Linked DNA regions of Homo sapiens: region 2 is linked to region 1. The links are chromatin contacts, found by Hi-C or POLR2A ChIA-PET in ENCODE. All regions are on one chromosome and are shown on one strand. Each heading gives the region's core, a stretch centred on a gene start or an enhancer-like site at or near the end of the contact. The rest is flanking DNA. Distances are from core to core; before and after follow the strand shown. Region 1 holds the start of ANKRD40 (ankyrin repeat domain 40). Region 2 has its middle 52 kb from the start of TOB1-AS1.

The links. A loop is a pair of places that touch in the nucleus more often than their neighbours do. ChIA-PET counts read pairs that join two places held with the same protein, here RNA polymerase II (POLR2A). Pooled maps may share reads with other maps.
Region 2: a pooled map shows a loop between it and region 1 (4-fold over the local background). The contact joins the enhancer-like site here to the promoter of ANKRD40 in region 1. A Hi-C loop is called at or near these places in 2 of 50 pooled maps. POLR2A ChIA-PET finds 5 or more read pairs at or near these places in 5 of 52 experiments (CD8-positive, alpha-beta memory T cell, Caco-2, GM12878 and 2 more).

What each region holds. Positions count from the first base shown.
Region 1 is chr17:50,706,040-50,709,434 of GRCh38, reverse strand. ANKRD40 (ankyrin repeat domain 40) reads left to right here and starts at 1,521. Exons shown (of 5, transcript NM_052855.4): 1 at 1,521-1,914. The coding sequence starts at 1,781. RefSeq lists silencers at 1,576-1,785, 1,916-2,185.
Region 2 is chr17:50,917,460-50,920,854 of GRCh38, reverse strand. No RefSeq gene overlaps it. Among named protein-coding and RNA genes, the nearest start is that of TOB1-AS1, 52 kb to the right of the region's middle. RefSeq lists enhancers at 2,773-2,942, 2,200-3,119. Within about 2 kb of position 1,799, at least 26 of the 41 ENCODE cell types and tissues checked have a DNase peak (open chromatin) inside an H3K27ac peak, as active enhancers do.

The DNA of each region.
Region 1 (3,395 bases), core at 272-2,771:
AGGTCAGGAGCTGGAGACCAGACTGGCCAACATGGTGAAACCCCATGTCTACTAAAAATACAAAAATTAGCCGAGCATGGTGGCACAGGCCTGTAATCCCAGCTGCTCGGGAGGCTGAGGCAGGAGAATTGCCTGAACCTGGACTTAGAGGTTGCAAGGAGCTCAGAGATCGCCCCACCGAACACCAGCCTGGGCAACAGAGTGAGACTCTGTCTCAAAAACAAGCAAACAAAAACAACAAGCCACTACCTACTCCCATGTCACTGAAATTGTGTTGAAGGACTCAAATCCAGTGCCATACACATCAGTTTCAGATAGAGTATCATGCTGGATGTGAGAATTAAAATTTAAATTGGGGGAACAAATGAAAATGTAAGCTCAAGCAGGGTTACAATTTGCCATGGGGGTCAATTTAAGTGTGTAGTCAGTTTATATTCAGCACCACCTGGTGTGCACTGTGTACTGTGTGAATTACTGTATCATACTAAACAAACAGACATTGGTTTTTCTTAAACTGTAGCAAGAAAAATGCTTGCTGTGCAGATCCCAGCAGCCCCAAGAGACGGAAATGAAAACTCCATGCCTAAATTTATCCCTTCCTATTTCATCTCTCCTTGTTCAGGCCTTCCTCCCTTCCTCCCCAGGGCTATTTCCTTAATCTTGACCCCATCTGTAAAGTTCCATCCTGTGCCACATCGGAGGATCTCTTCAGGGCACCTGGGCTCAACAAAACAATATTTCCTTTTTCTCCCACTGGGTATAAAACAGTGCCAACTGAGGCTCTGAGCCTCATTAGATAGATCGGGCAAGAAGTGAAGCAAAATGCTGTTTACATGTACACCACAGCTCTTCCCAGAGCACTTGGAATCAGGACCAGGACACCTCCAAAGCCTCTTTGGTGTTTTTCCTTTCTTTTCTCCTTATATGGCCTTCATGAAGAGTAACTAATTACAATCTGTAAGCAGTAATTACAGTTCATAAACTGTGAGCACAATATAAATATTTTTCCTGAAAGCCAGGTTAGAAGAAATCCTGTCTAAAATGAGATGTAAAACAACAACAATTGAAATAAATATTCTAACTGAATTGTCCCCAAGCACTGTCAAAAAGAAGAAGAGTCTAATCTATCTCTGTAATAATGGGCGTATTATAGTAGGATCGTTTTCAGCCCATTTCCCCATCCTGCTGGGCACGAATTGGCTCAGATAAGGAAAAGGAGCCAACCAAACTGGGGGAAAATAACAAAAAAACCCCAAATCCCAATAAAAAGAACCCACCAATTATTTTGGATGCCTGGTAAACAGCCTGCACCAGAGGATAAGGCTTTTCTGGCCCTCAGCTATGCTTTTTTCTCTTTTCATGTGTCTTGTCCTCCTCCCTTGAAACTGCGGGGTGGGGAAGTCTAAAAATAGTCAATGAATCATGGCATATAATATTGTGCAGTAGTTACATAAACAGCCAGCCCGGGCGCCGGAGCCCCGGGTCGGAACGGAAAATATCTGGGTCAGCGTTGTCACACTGAACAGGGTCCCCCGGAGCCGGCCTTCGGGAGGCGCGGCCCGGGAGGAGGCCTGGGCCTGCGGGCCGGGAGCAGCAGGGGCGGCCCGCGGGAGGGAGCGGAAGTCCCGGGGCGGGCGCGGGCAGCGGCGCGAGCAGGGCGGGCGAGTTCCGCGCTCCCTCCCCATGGCCGGGAGCGGGCCGCGGCGACGGCGGCGGCGCTGACAGGCCCCGGGCGGGGCGGGGCAGGCGGGCCTGGGCGGGGGCCTGGGGCTGTGGGAAGATGAACGCCCTCCTAGAGCAGAAGGAGCAGCAGGAGAGGCTGCGGGAGGCCGCGGCCTTAGGGGACATTCGGGAGGTGCAGAAACTGGTGGAGAGCGGGGTGGATGTGAACTCCCAAAATGAGGTCAACGGCTGGTAAGTGGGGAGCGGGGGAGGCCTAGGGTCAGGGCAGCCGGTCGGAAGGCGTGGGGCAGTCAGTCGCGACCTGGGCCCAGCGCGGGACGCCTGGCTACGGCGAGGCCTGCCACCTCGGGCCTCCGAGATTGTGCTCTCTTGAGGCCAGCCCTGGCCCCCATGCCTCGTGCGGTCGGGAGCGCGTCCTGCCCAAATCCCGGCCCACGTGGTCCACTCGGGGCAGCGCCCACTGGGACTCTGGTGCCCTACCCCCTTCCCCCGCGCTCCCGGCTCACTTGGTCAGAGCGGTGCTGGAGGCAGTGATTCTCAGCGACTATGCGTTGGAGCTCACCCCAATTCGAGTGTTGAGTTAATTTGCCGTAGGTGCTTCTGGAGAACGCATCTTGCAGAGCTAAAAGCATAAGCAACTGAGCAAATATGAATTTTATAAACTAGCACGATTTCCTTAGCCAAGACCAGGAAAAAAAAACACATTTGCATCACCATTCTGCTTCTCTGTTGTTTCACTGCAACCGATTTGCTGCTGCTGCCTGTAGTTGCCTGTTTGAGGGAAAACTCATTTGTTTATCCTATCGATTATTTTCTTTCTTTTTTTTTTTTTTTTTTTTTTTTTTTTTGAGACAGGGTCTTGCCCTGTCGCCCAGGGTGGAGTGCAGTGGCATAGTCTCGGCTCACTGCAACTTCTACCTCCCCGGCTCAGGTGATCCTCCTGCCACAGCCTCCCAAATAGCTGGGAATACAGGCACGCGCCCCCACACCCGGCTAATTTTTTTTTTTTTTTTTTTTGGTATTTTTGGTAGAGATGGGGCCAGGTTGGTCTCAAACTCCTGGCCTCAAGTGATCCACCCGCCTCAGCCTCCAAAAGTGCTGGGATTACAGATGTGAGCCTACCGTTCCTGGCCAGTTTTCTTATTACAATTTCAAATACAGAATGTCACCCAAGACTTTAGATGTCTGCCTGCAGATTGAATTCTTCCCAATTAAATAAGGAGTCTCATCTTAAGATGTTGCTGGTGGTCAAAACAGAAAGTTACTGAATGTGGCATTATTCCGCTCTCTGCATTTAAAATTTAAAATTTTGATTCAGGTAATGCTTAGCCAGACTATTTTGCTAGCTTAGAGTTAAAGTGAGTAGCACTTTGGGAGGCTGAGGTGGGCGGATCACGAGGTCAGGAGATCAAGACCATCCTGGCCAACATGATGAAACCCCGTCTCTACTAAAAATACAAAAATTAGCTGGGCGTGGTGGTGCATGCCTGTAGTCTCAGCTACTTGGGAGGCTGAGGCAGGAGAATCACTTGAACCTGGGAGGCGGAGGTTGCAGTAAGCCAAGATTGCACCACTGCACTCCAGCCTGGGCGACAGAGCAAGACTCTACCTCAAAAAAAAAAAAAAGTGAGTTTACATTTTGTTTTTTTAAGTGGAATCATCCATTTTGGAACTGAAAGGGACAATGGAGAGAGGCTCAACCACAGAGAATA
Region 2 (3,395 bases), core at 550-3,049, 210 kb before region 1:
GCTACAGCGTTAGAATCTGGACTCAGCCACATCTATGCCGAGTGACCGTGGGCAAGCAGAGATTTAACCTCTCTGAGTTTCAGCGTCTTCCTCTGGGAAATGAGGATTTTTTTAAAAAACCACACAAAAAATTTTCTTCTGTCCCCTTCTCCCACTCAAGGTTGCTGTGAGGATTATAATGCAAGAGCAAATAAGCAGAAGGGGGCTGGGTGCAGTGGCTCACGCCTGTAATCCCAGCACTTTGGGAGGCTGAGGCAGGCGGATCATTTGAGGTCAGGAGTTAGAGACCAGCCTGGCCAACATGGTGAAACCCTGTCTCTACTAAAAATACAAAAATTAGCCAGGCATGGTGGCACACACCTGTAGTCCCAGCTACTCGGGAGGCTGAGGCAGGAGAATTGCTTGAACCCGGGAGGCAGAGGTTGCAGTGAGCTGAGATCGCGCTTCTGCACTCCAGCCTGGGGAACAGAGTGAGACTCTGTCGGAAAAAAAAAGAAAGAAAGAAAGAAAGAAAATAGGCAGAAGGGCCTGCCTGGCATAGCTAGGTGCTCAATAAATGTTATTCTTCCCTGAAGGTGTCCTCGGAATTGGTGGCATACGCGAATTGCCTTGGGGGTTTGTTTAAACTGCTGACTCCTCTCCACCCCGGCCCAGCAGGTCTGCCTTTTTCACAACACCCAGGCCCAGGTGATTCTTAGGCAGCAGGACCCCAAAATAGCACCAAAGACGCCAAAAGGCTGTTGCCAGATGGGGGTCCTAAGCAGGTGTGTGGGTAACCCCCTGCCCACCGACTCTCACGCCTTAGGCCACCAGCCTGCAGCCCCTCCCTCCCACAAGCACCGTGGGCCCTGTTGTGAGCTGCCAGTTGCAGTGTGGGTTTTTGTCTGCCTTCCCCACCCCATGCCAACCCGCCCAGCAGGCCCCACTGCCTTGGCAACGCATTGCAAAGTCCACACAAAGGGAAACTGCGCTGGGGAGGCTGGTCCTGCCCGACGCCCGGGGAAGGGTTTCCATGGCAATGCTGACATCACCAGGCTCTGGCGGCTGCAGTCAGGCCCTGCATGAAGGCGCCTGGCTGTTCACACCACAACGACCTTGGAGGAGGGCGACCCAGGGCTCTGCACCGATGCCGGGGGGCGGAGAGGGCCTGCCCCTGGGTTCGAAACCCAGCCCTACCCCTGACTGGCCAGGTGACTTTGAGCAAGACACAGGGTCTGTCTGAGTCTAAGTCTCTTCACCTATAAAAGAGAACTAATGATCTTTACCTTGCAGTGAGGAGGAAATGAAATCATGGCTACTGTGCAGGGATGGGTAAACTGTAAAGGCTGGGGAGCACCCTGAGCCCCGTGACTGCTGGGCCCCTGGGTGTGGGATCCAGAAGGAGAGGCTGGGATTCGGGGAGGAGAAGGCACAGTTATCCAACAACCTCCCCTGCGCCTCCTCTCACTGGGGAGGAGGAGAGGTATTTGGGGAGATGTGTTATTTGGGGAAGAGAGTCATGGGATGGGGAGACATTGGGGCTGGATGGTGGCTTGGATTTTCCGGTCTCACACCCTCAGCTCAAGGATGAGGATTCAGAGGCCCAGGAAGCAGCTGTGACACAGGCCCAAGCTCATATCCCTGCATTAGGATGGAGCCAGGGTGCAGGGGGTATGGGCAAGGGTCCCCTGTGCCCCAAGGGTGGGCCCTCTGGGTGGAGCCATCTCTGTTCTCAGTGGCAGTAACACTGACTCCTCTGCAGGAAATAAACAGTCAGAAGCACAAGGCGGGAGAGGGTGGGACCTTCTGAGATCAGTGAAGCTGTAGGTTGGAGTCCACCCACGGTGTGCTGGGCAGGAGGAGAGCCGGGCAGCGGGGAGCTTGGAAAGGCCTCGAAGGCTTCCTCTCTGCTGCTGTCCCTAGGAGGCTCTCTGAAGGCTCTGCCTTTTCCCAGCTTTGGCTAGGGGCCCCCACCCCACCCCACCCCACATGGTGAGGGTCTCCCTAGGCCTTAGCCACATGGCTTGGGGCAATTCCAGGAGGAGGCCTCAGGTGTCCACAGAGCTTTCTGCCTAGCCAGCTCACCCCCACCACCAGCTTGTCCCCTCCTGTCTGTCCTCTGTCAGGATCTGGGACCTGCCGCAGGCTCTTTATCTCCAAGGGAATTGCTGGGGACTGTCCCCACTCAGTGTCCCAGCCAGGGTCTTACTGTGCCCTGGTGCCCCATTCTGCCAGACTTTGTCCAACTTCCACCCAGACGTCTGTGTCCCACCCTCCCTGGGCCCAAGTGACCCCTCTGGGCTCTTGGCTCCCTTTGCGGGAAGGTGGACCTCCCACCACAACAGCGGTCACTCGTCAGTCCAGAGGGAGGCTTCCATGAGGTTGAGACGGCCATTCTGACCTGAAGTTCCCCTCCCGCGGCAGGAAAGCTGCAGGCCGTCATTCTGCTTCCTCTCCCTGGGGAAGTCGCCCTCCTTCACCTCTGGGGCCAGGGAAGGGGCCCGCTGCCTGGGAGGGGAGGGCAAGTGCTGTCCTCAAAGCTGCAGTCAGGTCACGGGGAAGAGAGGAAGCCATGGGGCTGCCATGTTAGGCAGTGAGGGCTTGCTGGCACTTGCGCGCGCCCGCCTCTGAGTCCCTGGCACCTATGCCCCTCTTGGCCACAGCCTCACTTGTACTTACCCTGCTGAGGCCTCCGGCTCAGCTGGACTGTGACGTGCCATTGTTTGGCTTCGAACCGGTTCTGTAAGGGTGGCCCCAGTCCAGTGTCCTGGGGTGGCAGAGCCACCCATCGGGGTGCCCTGGAGAAGCCAGGCATCTGGAGCAGGAGGTCTGGAAGGCGGGGGGAGGAGGAATGTCCCTGCTGAGATAGAGGTCCAAGGACCCCCTCCAGAAGCCCACACTTTGTGCCCACACAAGGAGCACAAGGAGCCTCAGTGGCTTCTCGAAGCTGCCTGGCTCCATGAAAGGATGGTGGCTGGCCTTGGGCTCTGCGGGGATCAGCCACGTCCTTTCCCTTTGCCTCCAAGACAGAGGAATTGGGTTAAAGGTTGGAACCACCTGGGAGGACACTTCCCTACTCACCAGGTACTGGGCTTTCCAAGGCTGCATCCTCTGCCCCCTCCCCTCAGGGCTGTAGACCCCGGGTCCTAGGCCTAGCGTCCCTCCCTGAAAGTATTTGGGGACGAGCCCAGCTGGCTCGGCCACCTGCTCTGGCTGAATAATGGGCATGCTGGCCTAGGCCTTCAGACACCCTGGATGGGCGGTGGGGGACCCAATTCGTGACTCTGACTTGAGTGTGCTCAACCCAGCACTGATTTACATAACATGGTTTTGCATGAAAAACAAGCCAGCATGCAGTGTGGGGAGGGCCCCAGCTGTGGCCTGCTGTGGGCAGCTGTCCTTGGCCGGCCTCCCCT